Regions from separate parts of the Mus musculus genome. Here regions 1 and 2 are each linked to region 3. The links are chromatin loops, found by intact Hi-C in ENCODE. Cell type or tissue: heart. All regions are shown on one strand.

Evidence for each region. Peaks named below come from ENCODE experiments on the same cell type or tissue, not always from the same donor. Only the 100,000 strongest peaks of a DNase experiment are listed, where the experiment ranks them.
Region 1: it touches region 3 in a loop (7-fold over the local background); 3 of 42 quality-filtered maps call a loop at or near these places.
Region 2: a loop joins it to region 3, with 2.3 times the contacts of the local background. A loop is called at or near these places in 4 of 42 quality-filtered maps.

Annotation. Positions count from the first base shown.
Region 1 is chr10:23,072,982-23,080,981 of GRCm38, reverse strand. No RefSeq gene overlaps it. Among named protein-coding and RNA genes, the nearest start is that of Gm35179, 74 kb to the right of the region's middle. In heart, no CTCF peak of the experiment used is centred here; a DNase peak (open chromatin) is centred at 3,751; H3K4me3 peaks cover 476 bases.
Region 2 is chr10:22,870,752-22,878,751 of GRCm38, reverse strand. No RefSeq gene overlaps it. Among named protein-coding and RNA genes, the nearest start is that of Gm46217, 22 kb to the right of the region's middle. In heart, no CTCF peak of the experiment used is centred here; DNase peaks (open chromatin) are centred at 2,881 and 3,381; H3K27ac peaks cover 636 bases.
Region 3 is chr10:22,815,415-22,823,414 of GRCm38, reverse strand. Tcf21 (transcription factor 21) reads left to right here and starts at 3,272. Exons shown (of 2, transcript NM_011545.2): 1 at 3,272-3,961; 2 at 5,589-6,152. The coding sequence starts at 3,512. The coding sequence ends at 5,678. It overlaps Gm10824 (a long non-coding RNA gene), which reads right to left. Exons shown (of 5, transcript XR_380181.3): 4 at 7,041-7,683; 5 at 1,473-1,656. In heart, no CTCF peak of the experiment used is centred here; DNase peaks (open chromatin) are centred at 3,214, 3,924 and 5,594; H3K4me3 peaks cover 4,517 bases; H3K27ac peaks cover 3,963 bases; H3K27me3 peaks cover 4,950 bases.

The sequences.
Region 1 (8,000 bases), 260 kb before region 3:
ATGAGTAATGTCATCATTTGACCACTGGTGTGTAGTTGTTCCACTGAGGTGTGAGGCTGTGTGCAGCCTAGAAGCTCAGTTCCCATGAACAGCCCCGGCGGGGTGTGTCACGATTGATCAAGGGATGGAACATGTGTCACGCGTGGGAAGGCATCCTCCAAGTCAGCTTCCACTGAAGTCCAGCCCTCCCCTCAGCCAAACCTGGACACGCCACGCTCAGTCTTGCAAAATAGAATTAAATAGGGTTCACGTAAATGAAACTCAAAAAGCCACAGCAACAAGAAGTCGCTACAGAGTATCTCTCTGGGCCTGGGGATATGAACTTGGGGTAGATGGCTTGAAGGATGGCACAGGGGCCTGGAACAAAGAGAGCAAAAACATGTTACATGAAAATAATTATTTATTTATTTCTCTTTTTTCCTTCTTTTATTTATGAAAATCTAACTTTCCCTGATATCTCAGCATTGATAAGGAAGATTGATGCTCTGGCATCAATTAAAGTATTACCGACCTTAATTTTTCTTCTAACACTCTTGAAACCTTATCAGAAACATAATAGGCCCTGTGTCCATAAAACCCACTCTGAAAGGTAAGCTATAACCACTACCTCTTATTTTTAAAATTAGATATTTTCTTTATTTACATTTCAAATATTATTCCCTTTCCTAGTTTCCCTTCCAAAACCCCCCTATCCCCTCCCCCCATCCCCTGCTCCTGAACCCACCCACTCCCATTCCTGGCCCTGGCATTCCCCTATACTGGGGCATTGAGCCTTCACAGGACCAAGGGCCTCTCCTCCCATTGATGACCAACTAGGCCATCCTCTGCTACATATGCAGCTAGAGCCACAAGTTCCACCATGTGTTTTCTTTGATTGGTGGTATAGGTCCAAGGAGCTCTGGGGGTACTAGTTAGTTCATATTGATGTTCCTCCTGTGGGGCTTCAGTCCCCTTCAGCTCCCTGGATATTTCTCTGGCTCCTTAATTGGGGTGGGTCCTTGTGCTCCATCCAATGGATGACTGTGAGCATCCACTTCTGTATTTGCCAGGCATTGGCAGAGCCTCGCAGAAGACAGCTATATCAGGCTCCTGTCAGCAGGCTCTTATTGGCATCTGCCTAGTGTCTGGGTTTGGTGGTTGTTTATGGCGTGAATCCCCAAGTGGAACAATCTCTGGATTATCTGTATCCACACTTTGGTCTTCCTTCTTCTCCAATTTCATGTGTTTTGCAAATTGTATCTTGAGTATTCTAAGTTTCTGGGCTAATATCCACTTATAAGTGAGTGCATATCATGTGTGTTCTTTTGTGACTGGGTTGCCTCACTCAGGATGATATCCTTCAGATACATCCATTTGTGTAAGAATTTTATAAATTCATTGTTTTTAATAGTTGAGTAGTACTCCATTGTGTAAATGTACCACATTTTCTGTATCCATTTCTCTGTTGAGGGACATCTGGGTTCTTTCCAGCTTCTGGCTACTATAAATAAGGCTGCTATGAACATAATGGAGCATGTGTCCTTATTACCGGTTGGAACATCTTCTGGGTATATGCCCAGGAGAGGTATTGCTGGGTCTTCCAGTAGTACTATGTCCAATTTCCTGAGGAATCGCCAAACTGATTTCCAGAGTATTTGTACCAGCTTGCAATCCCACCAGCAATGGAGGAGTGTTTCTCTTTCTCCACATCCTCGCCAGCATCTGCTGTCGCCTGAGTTTTTGATCATAGCCATTCTGACTGGTGTGAGGTGGAATCTCAGGGTTGTTTTGATTTGCATTTCCCTGATGACTAAGGATGTTGAACATTTTTTCAGGTGCTTCTCGGCCATTCATAACCACTACTTCTACCTCCTCCTCAAAACAAGTTTAAAAGCTAATACAATATTCAGAAATTATTCTATGTATTGCAAACCACAATTCACTCAAAATCATTCAGATAGTTACAGAGATTTTAGCTATAAAGAATTCTCAAGTCTTAAAACATTTAAAATAACTTTAGGAGATTTCAAAATTTTAGAAGATAATCTACTGAATTGAAGTACTTATGACTGCTTGTCATTAACACAGCACAATTTGGAAAGCCAAATAAACCAAATCTGTTCAAAGATTTGAGAATAACATAGTCATAATTCCTACAGATAATGCCACAATATTACAGCTAAGACATCTCACATCAATACACAGTGGCCTACAAGCCAATTTAATCAAAATTTCTACTTCAAAGGAGAACTGTGTTTAGGATAACATGGTAGAAACTATAAGAACACTGGAAGTTTGCTCAGTTTCTAGTCAAGAACACATTTCGTGATTATCATCCAACCACCTGAATTGTATTTTCTTCACTGGAACCAACACATTTACAAAGGACAAAGAATATTAGGAAATAAACATGTGAATGCATCCGTCCTCATCACCAAACAGTGCGACTATGAAATGTAAGCAAACTAAAACTATTTAGAAATCAACGAACTATCTAATTTTACTTGAGGACATTATGAAACTTGAATGAGTGCATATTGGTGATTTTAATAAACACTGGAGCCATTATGAAAAGTAGTTTTTCCTAAGAGTCTAATTCTCTGACTCAGCATCTCCAAGGCAAACGCTCAGGGCCTGGAAGAACAAAGGCTAGCCAGTAACGGATGCACCACTTGGTCCTCCTATCGCTACACTCTGATACTCAGATACGTATGTTCATCTGTGCATGTACATGTTTATATGTGCCCTCCATGAACATAACAATGGAGAGGCAACAACCAAGCTTTAGATTGGCAATATTCTACAAAACTATATATATAACTACTGAAAAAAAAAAAAAAGACAAAGAACCAAGTGGATGATGTGCCCTGCACTTATAGAAGGATACGTGTAGGGAAAGCCTAGAAAGAGATGAGAGGGCAAAACTACCTTACTATTGTATGTAATGATTCCCGTTATTTTTCACTGAGTTTATATAATAATTAGAAATCCTTCTTAAGTGGGAAAATCAAATCTTTTTCCTAAAAAGCAGTATACAGTTTGGTGTGTCTTTCCCACACAATTTTGAAAACTCCCATATAGTTAACTCAAATATGCAGAGTTGGAGAAATTTCAGTTTTCAAAGAAAGACCTCTCAAGTTTCAAAATACATTAAATAATTTAAAATAAGGTTGTTGGGTTTTTTTGTATTTTTTTTTGTTTTTGTTTTTTGTGTTTTGTTTTGTTTTCGTCACAAACTAGGTTCCATAAACTTACTGCCTGACTTTTTAACTTGAAGTTAAATTCTTTGGGGAAGTGGTTTAGCATTAAATCTCTCTTGTTGCTTACCAACCATCTCTGTCCTTTCTTTTGGTTTCACTTTGTTGGCTGTTGTTGTTGTTGTTGTTGTTGTTATATCTCTAATTCATTTTATCATCATTTTATCAACATTCTAGGGTCTCAGGAATTTGAAAATGCTAGGAAAACAGATTCAGAACTGCATTAAAACTGGTAAAAACAGGTTTGTAAATAAAAGACATTTTGACCATTCTGAGAGTTTCCTTGAATCATCTTGGTTTCCCTTATTTATACTAAGATTAGTTTAATAATTCTTTTAACTTGGAAAAAAATCTTCTGTTTCTTCTCTCTGTGAACCAGAAAGATTGGCTTCCCTGAGGAATGTGAAGACACGGTTAGTTTATTGTGTTTAAAAGAGACTTAGGGAGGAGCCGATAAAGCCGCCTTACATCGCGAGAACAGTGTTGAAATCAACCCTGGCTACACAGAGACGCGGCCGGGACCTGGACACACAGGAAATGCCCTTTTACTAAGGTTCTCCAGCCGGACAGAGCATCTGCCTTTAGTAGAAAGGGGGTGGGCAAGGTGGACTTCACCGTGGCCATGACCTTCTGAATTTGAGAAAGGAAAATGGATTTCAGTGGAAAGGCAATCCAAGTTCTGCTTTCTGTCTTTTCTACCTCCTGTTTTGTTTTGCGTTCGTTCCCCCGTCTCCCCTTAATAACAGCAATGGAGAAGGCCCTTTCGTAACAGGCAATAAACCTCGGTCCAGGTTACCAAGGAAATGAAGGCTGCAATGCACGGATGTATTTGGCAGCAGAGCCTTGGGAAGAGCCCACGGGGCTCTGGAGATGGAAGCAGGCTGAGACTGGCTGGGGACGAACCAGGACTTTCTCCTTCCCAGTCTCAGTCCACCCACGTGAGAGGAAACACCTACCTTCGTCTCTTTTCTCAGTATCCCAGCCCACGGTTTACAATTTTGACACATCCAAATATACAAAGTTAGGTTATAGATTTATCAGTAAAAGGCATAGCTTTCAAATCCAAGTATTATTCTCTTGTTTAGTTCCTTGAGTTTGCTCTATTATCTGTAACTTAATCTAAATTCACACTTATTGTCCTTGAAAGTGACTTTTTCTCTAATGCCTTATTCTCTTTTCGTAGAACAGAATAGAATAGAAGGCACATTATCTGGAAGAATGTTCGTGAATAAAGATGCTATATGAAGGGGGTTTCCAGCATCTGAAACTGGTATTTATATTTCATTGTTTTACAATATGCTGACATGAAAATTGTTTTCTTTTCTTCCTGTAATATATTATGTAGTATTTCTGGCATACAAATATGGGTGGATACCATCCATCTTAAGAAATTAAAATTTTGCTGTTTGAATTAAAGACTCTGTTATATACCTGTACTTGCTCAAATCCTTTCCCCCAGTGATTATCACTCTCTCCCCCGGGGTTCATCCTTATCAACCCTTTGATGCACTTTCACTGATCAGAATATTTGCACCTGTGTGGTTCATCCAGTAAGCAGAAAAAATGAATGGGCCTGATGATCTTAGCCCATATGAAGGCAGAAGCAGAGGTAAAGGCTGGATCATGGGGCAACTTTAAGCTTCATGGCCCCTTAGTGAGTCCCTGGTTTGTTTTTTTAATTTAAGTAAGAAGGCTGGCCATGTACCATGTAGAGCTTAGCTCCTGAGAGGCCTTGAGTTTAGTCCTCAGAATCAGTGGGAATTGGTGACGTTGGTAAAGAAAAATCAATACAATAAAAAGTTCCTTCAAAAGATTAATAAAATTGGCAAACCTTCCCAATGCCAGCAAAGAAAAGGACAACATCATTTCCGAAATTAAGAATCAAATTTCGTGATACTCATGGTTCAGTGCCTTGCTCAGCCGTCATCGTCATCGGGAAGCTTTGTCCTGCAGCAGACAGGAACAAATGCTGAGACGCACAGTCAGACTACACAGAGTGGGCGACCTGGGAACGCACAGCTCTAAGTGGAACCTCTTCAGCAAATCCCTCCCACCCGGGCTCAGGGAACCTCACCGAAAGGAGGCAGAAGGAGTTTCTAGTTTGATGATTTTATGGGATTCCTGAGTCTGTGAACAATGGGTCTCTGGTTCTCGAACCTTATCTTTGGCTCTTTTCCTTTTATTGGTTTGTCCTATCTAACTTTGAGATAATAGTTTCTGTTATCTTTAAAAGAAAAAGTGAAAATAAACGCAAAGATGCGATCTTATTGAGTTTGATTTTGCTGTATATTGTAATGCCAACTGTGGGATCCCAAGACCTGGTTGCCCCAGAGACCCAAGTGATCCTATGTGACCTAGCCCCCAAGTCATTTTTGATTGGTAAATAAAGATGCTGATAGCCAATAACTGGGCAGAAGAGACACAGGTGGAGTTTAGGATTCCTGGACTAGCGGTCAAAGGAGAACCATGAGAAGCAGGAGAAGGTGAAGGAGGAAGAGAGAGATGCCATGGGGTAGGCGAGCTCATGAGAACATGGCCTTGAAGGCTGACCAATGGGAGTGCAGAGCAGCCCAGATCAAACATTGTAAGAAATAACCAGAGGTTATTGACAGAAAAATAGATTTCAATAACACAGAGTATAGATATCTGCCCAGCTCTTGTGCTGTGTAAGGCTTACTATAAATAATACAAATTGCATGTGTTTTATCCAAGACCTACATAATCAATGGCAGGATAGAAACCCTGGATTAAAATTAAAATTTTCCACAACACTATCCCTATAGAGCTCGTAGATTAAAAATAATAATAATAATAATAAAGTAGCAGGGAAGTGTGTGGATGATGCTGTGTGTACAGATGCCACACTTGGGGGACAGGATCCCTTGGGAACTTCATATACTACCCAGATGACCTAAATCAAATTGTTTTCATAACTGTTAAATACATACAACTCAGTTTTAACTTTTTAAAAAGAAATTTTCCAATTTATATAATTTTACTCATGGATTCTAGAAAACATTGGGAAGAAATGCACCGGTCCCACCCACTCTCTTTCGAGAGTAAAAGAACCCCACACTCACCAGTGTTAATGCAGATAAGCCTTGGAGCATCTATCTGCAAAGCACAAAACTAACACTAGCTTTGATTCAGCTGCAACAACAACAAAAAAATGCCTCCCATGTGAGTCATTTCTTTGGATTATAGTTAAATATGAGTTGGTTTTGTACTTTCATTCAGGAACTTTATTGCTACATGGCAGACTTATTACCTCGACATATATTTTTAGATTCAAGGTGGGAGGCTCATATCTTGTAAAGCAGTAACTCACAGGGGCTTACAGACCTGTAGTCTGGTGTGAAGGAGGACAGTCTGCATGAAGGCTTTTACAAAAGCCCAAAGGATGATGGGACTTCTACTCCAGAAGGATGAGATAAGCGTACTCCCTCCTATTTCTCCTCCTACACAGGAATAACACAGACCCCTGAGAATTCTGCTAAAGCAAGACTAGAAGTCTGTGCAAGAGGTAGGTGACTCAGAGAGCCTGGGTCCTGAGGATGGGTTCAGTGGTAGGTTACTGTTTATTTGTTTGCTTGCTTGTTTGTTTGTTTTTCTTCTCCAAGTGGAAGCTGTAAAAATGAAATATTCCAAAGGGCACTGGCAGAAAAATCAAGATAGATGGGAACAGATAATAGCTAGGCTGGCAAGATAAAACTGGGTCATTAATAACTACCCTCCTATACATACACACCCTGATAGCCACATGTCCATTCCCTATGTCTGTAAGATTAATAATGAATGTATACTTTCCAGTCCTACTGTAACAAGATGCCCCAATTTCCTCTCTACTGCCACCTGCATCCCTTCTTTGGTGGCATCATTAGCTGCCTAGGGGGCTGGGTCTTTGATCCTTGCTAGAAAGTCACAAGAGGACCTTGGACCTTTACTTTTAATGACTCTGACCATCACCCAGTCCCACCCTAACCCCTGTGGTGTGAGGAAAGAAGAGGCAAGGCAGAGAATTAGGGCTTTTACTCCTACCAGCGATAGTGAGGCCTGACTCTGACCTCTCTGTGTCATTGTGGATCATGTGATGAACCACAGCCAAGGACTCCTAGACCTTCTGGTCAGAAAGCGGGTGGCAGAAGTCCAATAGCCACATGTCTATAAAACTGTTACCTTGATAAGTAGGAAGATCTCTGAGTAAATGTAAAAGATGATTGGAAGTATTAAATTCACTTAACAGAGGGTTTTAAATATCCCCAAGGAAAAGTTCTAAACATAAAATCCAAAGTGTTAGAACTCACAGGAACAGAGGATATCGGAAAGAACCCTTTGAATTTTTAGTTGTTAACAGAGCTAAGTTCTAAAAGAATCCATAGGTTTAATTTCATTTATATAACATTCTGAAAGGTTAGTGTTCTAGAAATGAAAGACAGATTAATAATTGACAGATTTTAAGGATGTAATAGGGAAAAATATTGGGTGTGTTTACAAAAGGACAGCCTGAGAGATCCCCATGGTGACCGAAAGACTCTTTCATGATAGCTCTATCTGAATCAATATTCTGGCTGTGGCATTACCCCATAGCTTTTCTACATGTTACTGTTGAGGAGAATTGAGTAAAATACACAGGTATTCCCTCTGTATGATTTCATACCATTGTGTTTGAAACTGTAGTTATCTGGAAATGAGTGATTTGATTTAAAAATAAGCTATTTCACCTTATAAATTTTATTTGCTTTTAAGTCAGTAAAAGGTTAGGTA
Region 2 (8,000 bases), 55 kb before region 3:
TGCCAAGTGTATGTGGCTAACCTCTTTGTGGGATGCATGGAAAGAGAAAGGCACAGGCCCCGACATTCTCAGTTCAAGGTTACCAGAGAATATGAACGCAGCTTGTTCCTCTTCCTGTTAACACAGGCCGTAAAAACAGTGTCTTCTTTCACTCAAAACAACTTAAGCACATGCAGGGAGACTTTGACCACTTGCCTTTTAGTTTCTCGGGAGGGTCCTGGATGGATTTTGACCCCCTTTCCTCCTTCCCAGAGTTTTATTGTGTATTTAATGAGCCTTGGATACCTGTGCAATCCACTGTCTACATTTAATAAAGGGGAAGAGAGGGGGCTCCAGAGGTTTATTACACGGTGGCTAATGCCATTGCAGAGTCTGGGCATCCCACTCCGAGCAAACTGCCCTCACCTTTTAAGAAATTGGAAGTTTATTCACCAGAGTTAATATATTAAAACAAAGGCTTAATTCTCTACTTAGAACACAGAACCCAAACGCTCTTCTGTTTATATTAAATCTAATTACTAGTGGAACGACATTACCACCTGTAATTTTAGCACTTGGGAGGCTGCAGTAGGGGGAAGGCAGTGAGTTCAAGGCCAGCCTGGGATACGTAGTAAAATCCAGGCCAGCCTAGGCATTCAGAATTAAATATTGCCTCAGTAAGATAAAAAGGAGAGAGGGAGTAAGAGGAGGGGGAGGAAGGAAGTGCGAGAGGGAGGGCGGAAGAGGGAGAGAAGGGGGAAGGAGGGAGGAAGGAATTTAAGGGGTGACTGCTTACAGAAATAATTCATTACATAACTTCTACAGTGCTTTCAACAGGAATTTTATGTTAGCCAAATATAGTATGGCCTGTGCCCCTACTGGAGTACTTCCTACTTTGTTCGCAGCACGTTGGACCATGCCCAGAACTTACCTGCATGGAGAAAGAAAGATTTTCCAGGAGGTGGGCACCAAAGTCAGACTGTGGGCACTGGGAAACATGACTACAGAGAGAGCCAGAGGGAAAATGAGTCCAAACTCCATTGCCCTGACTGAAAAGGAATTCTCCACTGAGAGCCAGGACTTGTAGCCCAAAGCAGTCTGAAAGCCGACCTGGAGCCTGTCCACCTCTTTCATGCCCCTGCTTCTCCCATAGGGCACTTGGGCAAAAATCTTTCTGAAGAATGTCTCCTGGATCTTAAAAAAGAATTTCAGAGCCAATAATTCAAATTAGTCATCATGACCTAGACCTGGGCATTAAAAGCATTTATTCAGTGTTACTAATAATATTAAGCATATCCAATATGCTATTAGATATAAAATATGTATATTCAGCATGCCATTAAATACACAAATAAATGTAAGTGCCTTGTCGTTAATTTTGCAAATTGAAGAGCAACACATAGAGCAGGCAGGTGGGAGAAAGTCAAGAGGTTACACTTTGTTCATTTTGTACCTTGAAGATTGTGTGATAAAGTTCCACTCACAAGTCACAAAGCAGGGCCACTGTACATAGCAACAGTAGCCAGTCATAACAGGAGAGAACTACTAACAATTTCTTTTAAATAATTACATTCAAAGCCTGGCTCAAAAACTACAGCAATACTCTCATCAAAAGTACTTGAAGCTCTTTGGAAATAGCAGTGCTTTGTCTGATGAAACATCTCACAAGGACTTGATAGTGAAGTCAGAGATAGGTTTTAGGCCGTGTGAAGCAGTCAGAAATCTGAGCCCTCTCATTTTGTGTGTTTGAACTCACATCTCATTTTTCTGTATTTTCCTGCCGTCCTCAAGGGTACTATCGGAACTTCTGCTTCCTCATACACAGCATCCAGCACACACTTGATGACTAGGTGTTAATTTTGTTACCACTAAATGAATACATTTTAAAGCTGTGGGTTAAAAGATGCTAAACTGCTGTAGCAAACAGTGATGAAAACTGGCATAAGCCAGAAGCTGTGGAGATTCATTTCTTCTATATGCACTGTCCCAGGACCACTTCCCCCTCCATGTGAAAGTCTCTGTGACCTCCAGAAACGCAGCATCTTCTCCATCCAGTTGCCAGAAGCTGAAGATCAGAGAGGACTGATCTAGGGAGCACAGCGTTCATGGTGCTTCAGGGAAATGCTGAGAGAGGATGAGAGCTGAGATGTGGGTTATTTACCTGGCTATAAAGCAGAAGAAAGACTAGACCTGTGGAGGTCGCTGAAAGCCACAGTCACTCCCTCTTAAGCTACAGGAAGGAAAGAATGCTAAGTACTCTAAGTGCCCCAATAAATCTTAATATTAAAAGCTCATAGTAATTATGAAATAGTAAAACTACATATAGTGAAGTATGTTACACAGAAAAAAAAATTTTAAACCCACAAGTGTTGTCAGCTTCTAAGTGCAACAGACAGCTCGTCAGTCTCATACAAATCAAAGGCGTTATGAAAGTTAATCTATCTACTGGCTGGGTTACACTGTGGATTCAACGTCCACTACATTTGAGGATCAACAGAATAAGATGATATGCACTTTATATAACAATTGTACAATCTGTGATTCTACTGCTACACAGCGAAGCTAGAACGATTTTCTTGTTACGGGCATCTCTAATTTCTTTCTTTGGGGTTTGTGTGTGTGCCAGGGTATGCGTTTGTTTTCCTGGTTGTGTGGGTTTCCTTTTCATAGTTTTGCTGTCTCCATAAATAGATCAGGTGCACACGATTAGGTCTTTGTCTCCTCTCTATCACCAAAACTCCTTGTAGACAAAGCAAAACATGCCACAATCTTGGTCTAATTAAAGCCTGGCCAAATGAGTATGTACTAAGCAGTGTGCGCTCAGGTCAGCAGGCCACCCACCAAGCAAGTGGAAAAAGAAGATGCGGGTTATCCCACAGAGAACTGGATGCGCCTTCAGAGAAAACAGAAAATAGTGTATTTGGCCACTGTCAAGTACAAATAGTACTTCACATGGTGGCACGCAGGCCACATGTGTGCTGAATCTTGAGAGCATACTTGGAAAGAGAGAAATAGCAGTCTGACATCTGTAGGGCAGAGTGACCTTCCTCCACTGCCTTCCCCCCAATATTCCCAAAAGACTAATTCTAGGGAGAAAATGATAAAAATACATAGTCATTTAAGGATAATGACTGAAGTTTTCCAACTGAGTTTCTAAATATGTTTAAACAAAAAGGTTGTCTGGGTCTAAATGGATTTCAAAAGATGAAAAAACTTTAATCTCTTCTAATGCTCTAGACATATTTTCACTTAACAGAATTCCTCATTAGTTTTTAACTATTAGTTTAAATCTTGCCAACTGGAAGCAAGCAGAAACTTGCGGATGTGCGGCCGATAACTGATTCTCAAATGGGAGTTGGTAGGAAAAACTCAGAGCCTCCACGGAGATAATGAGACCAGGAATGTGGAGTTTGGGAAACTCCCCAAGCTGAGGCTGACTCCTCCACCCTATCCTTGTCTAGAGCCACTGCTGAGCTGTTACTTCACAGTGTGAGGGCAAACTGCTCTCCTGTGGACTAGCCAGAAAATAAAAACAGGGTACTTTCCCTTCTCCTTGGAAGTTATGAAGGAACAAGGAATGGTCATAGAAAAATAGTCAAAGACAGAAAATTGCTTCAAAAGGCATACATGTGAGGGAAATGAATGGTCCTTTCTTTTCCTTCAAATGTTTCCTGTTTTTTAAGGTTCTCACATATATGTGTGTGTATGTATATATGTGTGCATGTATATATGTGTGTATATGTATATATGTGTATATATATATATGTGTGTGTATATGAATATATATGTATGAATGTGTATATGTGTATACATGTGTATGTTTATATGTGTGTGTTTGTTTATATGTGTGCATATGTGAATATGTATATATGTATATATATGTATAAATGTATGTGTGTATGTGTATATATGTGTATGTACATATGTATATGTGTATGTAAGTGTGTAGATGTGTATATGTGTACATATATGTGCATATTTATATATGTATGTATACATGTGTATGTATATATGTATGTGTGTACGTATATGTATAAACGCGAATATGTATAGATGTATGTGTATATGTGTATGTATATGCAGCTATGTGTATGTGTTTATGTATATGTGTATATGTGAATATATATGTATGTGTGTATGTATATATGTGTATATATGTGTAGGTCTATAAGTGCATTTATGTCTATGTACATATGTGTATATGTGTATGTATATATATATGTATGTATGTTTATACACATTGTATGTTGAACATGCTCCCCTCATACCCTCTATTCTTCCTTTTCTTACTTTGCCCTCTTCCCTTTGCCAACATACATGGGATTTTTATTATCATTTCCTTAATTTTTGATATTATAATATAAAATTACATCATTCTCCTCAACCCTGTTCCTTTCCTCCTGCAAGTCCTTCCATATACTTCTCCCTGTCCTCTTCAAACTCGTGGCCTCCTTTTTTATTAATTGCTGTTCTGCACATATATGTGTACATGCAAACACATTCCTAACTACATAAAAACAATCACATGTTACTTCTACTTTCATACATATCTCATACTTATATTCACAATACGCATGACACATTATAATACATATTCTCATGAATCTATACATCTATATAAATATAAGGAAAAAAGAGAAAACATGTTATTTATGCTTCTGACATGGCCTTAAGTCACTTGTGTCCAGCTGCATGCATTTCCCTGCAAACAACAAGACTGTTCTTCATTGCTGAAAATTGTGTTATGTACATATACCTTTCCTCTGTTGTTGGATATCTAGCTTGTTTCCATAATTTATCAATTGTGAATTGCTCTATAATAAACATTGGTGGGTACAAATCACTGAGCTAAGTGGGCCTGAGGTCCTTTGTGTAAATACCCAGGAGCGATGTAGCTGGATCATATGAAAGATGCGTGGAACCCTTACATGATGCTGGTACAGATTATACTAGCCCAGTCGCTATGGAAACATAAGATTGACCATATCTCCATGCTCTTCTTTCTTTATCCATTAGAATTGTTGCAGCTGGGATACTTGGAAAGTAGAGACTGACATAAAGTGGATTTTATTTGTCCAAGAAAACTGAAAGTAAGCAGCACAGACCCTCTCAGTGGATAGTTCAAATTTGAGGAAAGAAAAGCAATGAGTGAGAGAAACAGCACTAAAATATTGTTAAGTATCTCAGTTCTAAAGCCCATTCTATTTAGGCCAAATTTAAACCCAGTTTTGAAAATGTGTATGTGTGTGTGTGTGTGTGTGTGTGTGTGTGAACATATCACAGGTTTCACAAGTTTCTAGGTCACTCTTGGTAATGAAATAACAATCCACTACAGCTTTGACTCCAGATTAAAATGAGACGGACTGATTTTACCGGACTGATTACATCCTAGGCTGACAGGACCTCAAAGGAGGCTTCCTCCACCTCAGCACCATTTGCACTAGGGCTGAGTAAACACTGCTGTGGGAGGCTGCACTTGAATCCTCGATGGGCAGTCCCTGTCCTGTTTCCTCTAAGTGCGAGTGGGATCTCCTGCTGTGACAGTCAAGAAGTGTCCCAGACATTATCAGATGTGTGGGGCCCAGGCTGGACCAGGGTTATCGCTCCATTGAGAACCTCAGATGCCTGGGCAGAAAGCACTCCTGGGAGACCTCACACTGTGCATAAAGTAACTATGGGATTTTGCGAGAAATCAGTATCAAAGTAGACAAGCCCATTCTTAACTGCAAGACTTAGGGAACTCTGGCCAAGGTTTCTGTTGCAAAGAAGCCTTGTCCTGAAGTTTCTACTGCTTTGCTGTGTAGGCAAGGATTACCCAGAAAGTAAAAATTCCTGAAGTGTGTGGGCCATTAACGTTTTAATTGTCTAGTGTTTGAGTCCAAGAGGAAAGAGGACAGTTTCAATGGGGACACAGGCAGGCAGCTCTGCGAGCAGGAAGTTCTACAGTGGAGAACACTGTCTGTCTCCTGACCTCCTTCCTCACTGTCACAGGGAGAGCCTTGGAGGAAAAATTCCAAATGCCAGTGGTCCCTTTAGGATTGATTCTGGATGGTGGCTTCCCCAAAAGGAGAAATGATCAAGCAAGAATCATGTGATACTTTTAACTAAAATTAAATAACTTCCTTACTGTTGTTGAGCTTGATACTAGCAATTTCAATTTAAAATAAAACAAATCAAAACTAACAGGAATTCGGCCAAAGAACAGCAGCCCAGCCTGAAATATTTCTTAAATTTACCCTTAAATGAACCCATCAAATAATAAAACTTTTTTAAATCTTAGCTCTTCCACAATTTTTAAATATAACTTTTTCCTAGCTCATCTAAAATAAAATGCAATAAAATAATTGCAAAAAATTAAATATGCCAGAGAGAAAACTTTACTGTGTGAACTCGTATTGCTCAATTAGAGTCACACGCACACACACACTCACACACACACACTCACACACACAAACACACACACTCACAAACACACACTCACACACACACACACTCACAAACACACACACTCACACACACAAACACACTCTCACACACACAAACACACACACTCACACACACTCACAAACACACACACACTCACACACATACTCACAAACACACACACACACACAGTATTTTAGATACCTAAAACATCTGTGATTTTAAATAAATAGACCTTTTTAGTGACTTAGAAAGAAAGCATATTATTACATTACAATTACATTATACATACCTCACACCAACGAAACTATTCTAACATTAAAATACAAAGATTCCTAAAATTAAAATAATTTTTCCATTATTAACAGTAGCTGGAAGAACTGATGTGAATAAATGCAAATTCATCGATTATTAAACATGCTTTTCCAAGTCATGGAACACAGCAATTTAAATTTTCTGCATCTGATCAACTTTTGCATTAGAGTCATGCTGAAACAGCAAAATCGATACACATTTCTATCTTCATCCTTTAAAAACATGCAAATAGATCACAACAGAAATAAAAATAAATGGTGGAAATTGTTCAGGAGCCACTGCCCTCTTGACTGCACAGAGCAGAGAGCAGTTAGATGCAAGCCACTATTACCTTGACTTTAAACCTCTGTCATGCTGACATCTATAGCAAACTGACAAGCCAAAAGAATTTTACCTTCATCTGTTTCAAAAAAGAATCTTGAAATGCATTACATTTTATGGTATGAATTCAAAAGTATTTTAATAGGAAAAAAGAAAAAACTTCATCTACCAATAATGTGAACTGAAGCTTTGGGCTTAAGAGGAAAACTGTGACTATACAAGCATGCTCAAGTATCTTTTAACACATAATTTGATTTTTAAAGAGACTGTACTAAGAACTAGAGCAGAAAGAAGTACTGAGTCCTGCCAAGTGGCTTACATCGTGCATGTTCTTCAGTGATTTTTAAAGCCTTACCTTTATTTAGTTGTATCCTGCTGTTTAGCTAATATTTTAGTCTATACTTCTCAGGTCTGGGAATGTATCTCTGAGCTGAAAAACATTTCCTTGTGTGTTCACATAGACTGTTCACTTCCCCTTGCTAAGTCTTTTGCCCAGTTAGAGATCTGGACATTTGCAAGGGTCAGAATGGTCACCTGGAATGCTGTATCCAGGGGTATGGTATATCACCTAGATGTTTGTCTACACAAATCATAGATAGCTACTTATTTAGCATTGGTCGGTTCTAGGTCTTGACACCAAAGGTAAACTCATGCGCTCTGGCTCAGGGATGTCGCATTCTGTTCAGAAAGTAGAGCGGAGGCCAGGAGAGGGGCCACACCAGTGTGCAAGTCAGGATGCCAAGAGTTCATGGCCCCCAGAGATGGCAGAGCAATGGGGGGTTTGATAGCATGTGACAAAATATTCAAACTTAAGAAATCTCTGTCTGCCCCAACCTAAGAAATGTAAGGCATAATGCAAAAGTCCGCCAGTGATCTCCTCCTCATCTTGGCTGATGGCATAACCTCAAGTCTCCAGTCCCTGCCTCCTGAAACCTCACAACCGTTAGTCAGCAGCTCTTGTC
Region 3 (8,000 bases):
CCCTACATACAAATCATACAGAATATGAAACGGGCGGCCGGAGATTAACACTTAGATCCAAAGAACCACAAAGAATCTTTCTTTAGTTATTATAATTGCCATTTGTCAACCATAAATCTTAGCGCTGTGGCAGCCCATCTCCATAGGGTTCATTGATGGTAGATCAGGTGGCTACAGGATCCCTGCTAGCTCTGAACTAAGAGTGAAAGGAAAGGACAAACACTTCAATTTAAACGAAGACTTCCCCCATGCCCCAGAACGTAAGGTTACGGCATAGAATTCAGTTCAAAGGAAGCCTGAGATGTTTTCCTTCCCATAAAAAAGGAAGCAAACCATCTACATGCAACAGAATCAAGTATGAACTTCCTGAGAGCGCTCCCGAGGATAAAGCAGGAGTGAAGTTCAAGGACACATTCCTCCTCTAATCTTCTTTTTACAACTTCTGCAGATAAATTTTCCTTAGCACTAAAATCTCTCAAAGAGAGCCTTCCTAGGGAGACAGTTTGTTAGAGGTACAGGATAAACTGGCCAGATGCCTACATGAGCTGTGGTTTAAAAACAAGGTAAGGATGAATCTACCTGCTGTGTTCAAACCTTGAATCTTCTGTTTACAGCAGCGAAGTGACCATGTTCAAAGCAATCCTCCAGTTGTTGTAAGGGTTAATTAGCTTCCTCGAAGTGCTTTTCTTCTCACAGAATATAGTTTATATTTGGGGAGAATTTGGCAGAGCTTAAGTTACAGCCTAGCTGATCTGCTCAGTGGAATCCAGCCATCGTTCACTTCCCCATCCATCTGTCCCTCCGTGTTTATTAGCAGAGATAGATACAAAATTCAAGCAGGGGGGAAAAAAGAAGTATTATTAATTTCCTTTCTTCAGAATTTGGCATCAAGATAACTAACTGGCAGCCCTCTGCGCATCCTATCCCCAAACTGGTGGTCATTTCTTGCAAAAATTCAGACTCTCTCAAGCCTCATTATCAACCCACGACTCCTTCCCAGCCTGAGTATATCACCGGGAGATAAATGAACAAGAGACTTAATTATTGCTTACATTGCTATAAAGAAAAATTAATTGCAGTCATAAAAACTTGGTTATGATAAAAGACTAGCTATGCTCCCCTCCAGAAACTGTTAGTTTTAAGTTTCCAACACTGAAAAACAAAACAAAACAAAACAAAACAGAAGAAACAGCAGCAGTCTTCAGAGGAATGTGTGCATTTCTGTGGTTGTCTCTGTCACACACACACACCCAAAAGAGGGAAAAGACAAAGGTGAAGGAAGATAAAAATTGCCACAGCTTAGCAATCTGGTATGTAACAATGCCCCAATCAATAGTCTTTATCACCACCTCATTAGGAGACTTGTGGCCACTTTGCAGATGTCTTTCGGGTCCTACTGAAACTGAGAAAAGAGATGGCTGTGCAACCCAAGGAAGGTTGGTTTGGAAATCTGCAGGGACCATCGAGCAGGCTTGGTGGGTGTTCTCTCAAAGCTGTCTGTGTTGTAGCACTGGCTTACGCGTTGCATGCAGACAAAGGCAACTTCAACTTGATATTTCTGTCATCCCTGCTGTGGGAAGAGTCCTTTCCTGGTTTATAACATCAATCACTCTTGCAATAAATCTTGGGAGTGGATGCAGTCATTTAAATCTCCACCTGCACAAACAACAGAAAATAGGAGCCCATAAATCTCCACGCTGGTGATTAGCAAATTTTGGGTCCTCAAGAAAGATATTATGGGGGCGGGGAGAGGGTTCACTAATTCATTAATAGAGACTGATTTGCTGACAATCTGTTTAGTTTGCAGCATAGGGGGAAAGCAAACAGATCTCTGCTAACAAAACAAAATCTTAGAGGTTAGTGAATTCCCAGCTGAGCCTGGATTAGAGACCCATATCTAAGTGTAACAGAGTGGCTTGGACTCAGAGTCAGCCATGGAGAGAGTTACTCTTAGCTCCTGCCCCCAATCCTCAGTGCCTAATTGTAAGGTTACGAAATCTGACAGTGGTTTTTTTTTTTTTTTTTTTTTTTTCCTGAGGGGAAAAAACAAAAACCATTTCATCTCCCTTCATTCAGTCCCTGGGTTCCTGTTCCCTTTGCTTTTCTTCTTACCTCCCAGATGACTATCATTCCCTGAGAAAGACAGTCCCAGCTGGAATGAAGGATGGGAAAGGTTCTTTCTCCAAAGCCATGAGTCCTGTTTTGTGTTTTATTAGGCCAGCTCTCTATGAGGAACCCTAGTAGCCCAGAGGATGGGAGAAGAGAAAGCAAGCACAAGAAGAAAATATACAGTCTTTACAAAAGGTGTCAGGCAAAGAGAGGCTGCCAGGAGCCACAGAGTCTTCTTTAAGACAGGAGAGAAGTGAGTTGCATCTCACTGGAAAGATTCTCAGCTCGCAAAATATGTTCCACAAATCCATATAACCTCTCTCATCGCCTGCCCATTCCCAGTCAACTGCATGTATGGTGTGTGTGTGTGTGTGTGTGTGTGTGTGTGTGTGTGTGTTTGTGTGTACATGTGTGTTCAGTAGTCAAGTGTGTTCCTATGCACTAGCAATTCCCTGATACCTTCAAAGAGACTGGATGGTAATGGATTTTCTTTTTCTTATTTTCCCTCCCTCCCTCCTTCCTTCTCACCCTCTCTCCCTTCCTTCTCTCCAGTAATTTCTTTCTACCACTTCCTTCCCCTATTTACCTCAGGTAAATTTTAAACAGTAAAATGCATCTGGAAAAAAAAATCGTCCCAGCGATCAGCATTTTCCTTTCAAACATTTGGTTTGGTAAAATACGCCTCTTCTCGTCCGGACAAATAGGACCTATGACTTCTGTGTTAGCCAGTGCACGGTAATGCAGTCTTGGTAAAGCCCTGTGGTCTTAGCCGGTATTAACTAAGGGCTGCAGGGTTTTGATTGTTATTTCTTGGGAGGAAGAGTGACTGTGAGATGTTTTAGGGGGAAAGGCCACTTAGAGCAAAGGGTCTGGCCCTTTCTCTGAGTTCTCAGAGCAATCAGTTGGGATTCCCTCAAAGGAAAGGGGCCTTAGGAGATGAGTCTCGGCAATGGTTCTAAGTTACTCCTTGACTTGAGAGGAAGAAGGAATCCGGTACAGGCATGTTGCAATCGGTTGCTGGAAACCAGGTCTGAGCGTGAAGTCTCCTGTGCTTGTGAAAGGGGTCTGGGAAGTCTGTTGGGCCTAGCAGGCCCCTCCCCTGGGCTGCATGGATCCGCCTCTCTATTCCCCAGATAAATTCTTAGTGTCCACCAAATTCCTCGGCGCTCTTTCACTCTCCGTTAAGGCCAGGACTCCAGTGGTGGGGAGATAGAGCACTGGTTTCCCTGTCGCGGGATCCCTTGTGATCGTTTTCCACGACTCTGTAAAGGGAAAGCTGGGGGACGGGACTGCCAGATCCCACCTCAAACCCAACACACGAAGTGGCAGCTCCAAACTTTTGAGACCCTTTCGTTTCCGTTTCAGCGTCTCTCTCTCCCTCCCTCCCTCCACCTCTCTAAACATGTCCACTGGCTCCCTCAGCGATGTAGAAGACCTTCAAGAGGTGGAGATGCTGGACTGTGACTCCCTGAAAGTGGACTCCAACAAGGAGTTTGGAACTTCCAACGAGAGCACCGAGGAGGGCTCCAACTGCGAGAACGGGTCTCCACAGAAGGGTCGCGGTGGCCTAGGCAAGAGGAGGAAGGCGCCCACTAAGAAAAGCCCGCTCAGCGGGGTCAGCCAGGAGGGCAAGCAGGTCCAGCGCAACGCGGCCAATGCTCGTGAGCGGGCCCGCATGCGGGTGCTGAGCAAGGCCTTCTCCAGGCTCAAGACCACCCTGCCCTGGGTGCCCCCGGACACCAAGCTCTCCAAGCTGGACACTCTCAGGCTGGCGTCCAGCTACATCGCTCACTTAAGGCAGATCCTGGCCAACGACAAGTACGAGAACGGTTACATTCACCCAGTCAACCTGGTGAGTCCTCCCGCGCCTCTGGCTGGGCCTGGGGACGCGGGCGAGAGCGTGACTCGTTAAATCGCCGCCCTAGCATCTCTGGGAACCTCCGCGCGGGCTCCACGCAGCGCCCTGGCTCTCTGCACCAAGCGCCCCGAGCCCGCGAGTGATTTGTGCTAGGGTTTGACGTGGCACCCCATTAAGGGATTTCCGAGGGTATTCAGTTGGCAAAGACCAGGGATCCCCGCGCAGGGTGCCATTTCCTCTGTCGTGAAACTGAGCAGACGCTGGGCACCCAGAAGACCTATCTTACTTTGTCTCTTTTGGCTAAGAGCAAACTTGAGTTCCCCCTCCGATTCTTATAAGCACCTAAGTCAGTTCTTTCCGCTGGTATATTTAGGGCTATTAAATGCAGACATATTTATGTTCTTCCACCTCCATAACTGTCTATGCAAATCCCCCCCCCCCCCAGCTACTTAAATATTCTGTGTTTGGCTAAGTAGATTACCATTTTAAATCCCAGAAATTCCAGCCACTGTCAACGCAATCAGTAAATCCGCTCAGGTCCTAGTACTGGACAAAATAACAGCCATGGGTTCTACTACCAGTCACAATGAATGAGCCTAATTTTTGAAAAGCAAGTGCTGGTTCCTGAATCGACTTTCTCAGAGGTATTTTACTGTTTAAGGTGGTTTTTAACTCCCTCTTTCGTTTGATTTCATTTTAAAACGTGCAGGCTCCAAAGAATACCACCACCTTACGAGGACTTTTGTTTACATATGATAAGGATTAGATATCCCTCTGGCCAGCACTTACAAAGAGGCTTGAATTGTATTCTCACTCAGCTTGTCTCAGGAATTGGGGGAGGGGATACTAAAACACTTTTCGCCAGGAAAAATATTTTCCTTCCAAATAACAAGGTTTGGTTGTTGTTGTTGTTGTTGTTGTTGTTGTTGTTGTGATGGGTAGTGTTTTTTTTTTTACAATCTAAAACTAGAATGAGATTATCAATTAGAACATTTATAATTGCTGCTACCTTCATCTTTAAATATTAAAAAAAAAAAAACTTGAATGTACTTTTTTTATAACAGTCCAGAAAAAGGAAGAAGAAAGAAAGGGAAGAGACAGTTTTGCTTCCTCGCTAGTAGGAGGATCTCAAATAAAATGTGCCTGTGTCTTTTATAAGTGCACACCCCCTTCGGGGGTTACTACTAACTTAAAATTGTGGCCATAGCTAGGATTGCACTGGGAGATCAATGGAAGTCAATAAAGGCCAGGATGCTAGACCAGAGCCTCCACAGATCTGCAGTTGAGTAGTTGGGGCCAGGGTCCTCCCACCCGCCCTGCTAGAACTCCTGGAACATCTGCCTCAGAGCTGAGTCTGGGCTTGTTTCGGGGTTCCAGTTAGAACCCAGGAGACCTGTTTTGCCCTTGTTCCACCTCCCACCTCCACCACCCACCCCCACCTCCACCTCCACCTCCACACCACCACCACCACCACCACCTCCTGGGGTTGTTTGCATTACCCTGCCTGGCATTAATACACCTAGGAAGCGACAGACCCGTGGCCTCTCTGGTCCTAGCCTGCCTGCGCACTGCGCCGCCTCCCCATGTCTACTCACCCTCTCCACCCTTTTCTCTCTTGCAGACGTGGCCCTTTATGGTGGCCGGCAAACCAGAGAATGACCTGAAGGAAGTGGTGACCGCCAACCGCTTGTGTGGAACTACAGCATCCTGACCTTGGAGGTGCGAGTCTGGGAACCGTGAGCTCTGGGGGCAGTGGGCCGGCAAGGGTGACGACCCCTGCCCTTCCCTCCCTGCCTCTGCTGGTGCCTTGCATCGCTCCTCTCCCTATCCCACCCCGCAAGAACACTTAACTGCGACGAGGAGATTCGTTTCCAAACCAAAGGAGACCAACTGTACTTACCGATTCTCATCTATTTAACTTGATTAACTTCTGCCATGAATGACTGCAAGCCTGGCTGGTCCAAGTGCAATATGTAATTATATATATATATTATATATAAATAGATAAGAAGAGCCTATCAATGTGTATCTTTTGTACAATATGTTGTAAAATGTAGATCATAGAATAGCTGACTTTGACAGTCACATTTATAAAATAAGTCACTCGAAGAAATATATTTTTTTCAAACAGGTTTTGCTACTTCCGAAAATAAATCTTTCTTTATATTGAAAAAAAAAAAAAAAAGCCTGGACATTGGTGTGATTTCTTTTTTAAAATTTTGTGAAGAACATTGGAATCCATGGGGACATTTCATGATTAAAAGGTAGTTTTTTTTAACATTTAGCCCAAGATCCTAGAAAAAAGATTAACTCTGATTCCAACTAGGAAAAGACAAGTCATGTTTCCTACTGAAAACTTGTTTTGTTCATCCCAGTTATTTTAAGCCCACTAAAGATATTATAACTGTAAATAGAGAATGAACAGGATTACAGTTATCCAGTCACACAGACCCGAGGACAACGAAGAAAAAGAAAATTTGACTCTCCACTGTTTTACAGTGTGCTTGTTCTGAGGATCCTGATAGTAAACTATGAGAGTTTTATAACTTTCCGTGTGTTTTCTGTGATTTTAAAAACAGACCCAAACGCTGCTTGCAATCCAGTGAAGAAGAGATTGAAGCTCTCATGTGAATTTCAAATGCAGCAAGATATTTTGCTTGTTACTGACTGGCAATTAATTAATTAATTGCAACAGTAACCGTTCTTGCCTGCTTTTCGGTGCGGTTACCCCTTTCGTTAAGCTCCCGCCAAGATTTCCCGCGGGCTGGGTAGTAACTTAAACATCTTCCAGACTGCGGAACAGCACATAGGGGAAGATTAAGTTGAGATAAACAGAGAGGCTAGGCAGAGGAGCCTGGGACCCTGCTGCCTCTGCCCCAGCGCAGCCCGCCGCGGCGATGTGCCAGATGCCACCGCGGCTGTTTAATGTTCGGGGTTATGACCGCAGTGTTTACAAGACGCCCTCGGTTATTTATACTGTTATCCCTCTTAGAGGCCTTGAAACTTCCGCTTCGCTTTTAGACACCCCTTACCCCCTCCCCCCCCCCCATTACTTCTTAGCTGCTTTTGGTACCTGGTTAGGATAAGTTCTACTCAGGACTCCAGCCCACGTAAGGACCACGCGGGGCGGAGCCTTCGTGAGATCTTCCGGGAAACACCTATTCCAGGGGTTTGTCACAGCTGAGAAGCCACCGAGCCCCAGGTGCAAACTCCGCTGTCCAGTGACTCTTCATCTGTGTCGTTTGCACACTTTCACTGGATGATATTTCAAGGCGTCTGGCGACGCCTCAGACCTATCCCAACTTGACTTTCAAGAGTTCAGTTCAAACTCTAGGTGGTGACACCTGCTCATACGCTCACCTGCCTTCCCTTCCACCTAAGAGATGGGGCCCTCGCCAGACGGACCCAGGGATTCTGGCAGAGGAAGGAAGGTTAGTGTTACCACCAGAAGTCAGGCTGCGGTTAGCCCAGGAAAATTCCCAAGTTTCTAGTCACGTTTTTACCAGCCAAGTAAATTCTTGACGTTTTGCGCACTCTGCGCGGGTGGCCCCATAGAAGCTTTTTCTCCATAAACAGGAGACATACACGATTTTAAAGTCTTTGTTCATCCTAGTTATAATCTGAAGCCTCGGCTTGAGGAGAAAGGTCATGAGAAACCAAAGTCCTGGCTCCACACGGGGCTGTTTTCTCAGAGGGCCAGATCCAGCTTTCTCATCCTTACAAGAAAAAAATAATGATAACATTAGTAAGAGTTGGGTTTGTGTTTCCCCCAGTTGCTGTCCAAGCTTTAATCCCGCTCAATGAAATTATAATATGTGTGACCTCTTTGTGAAAGACCAGATCCAGCAAATAAATATCCAGTACTTGAATGAGTTGGCAGGTGACTACACCCAAACAGAGGGTGTGTTTTTAGCAGCGGTGGTGATGGTCCTTTGTATGGTCTAAAATGTGTTTCTTCTAAGCAGATAGATTTCCACCTCCCTCTGGTGTTCTCTGAATTTGCATAAAGCTGTTTACTGAAATTACTCCTACA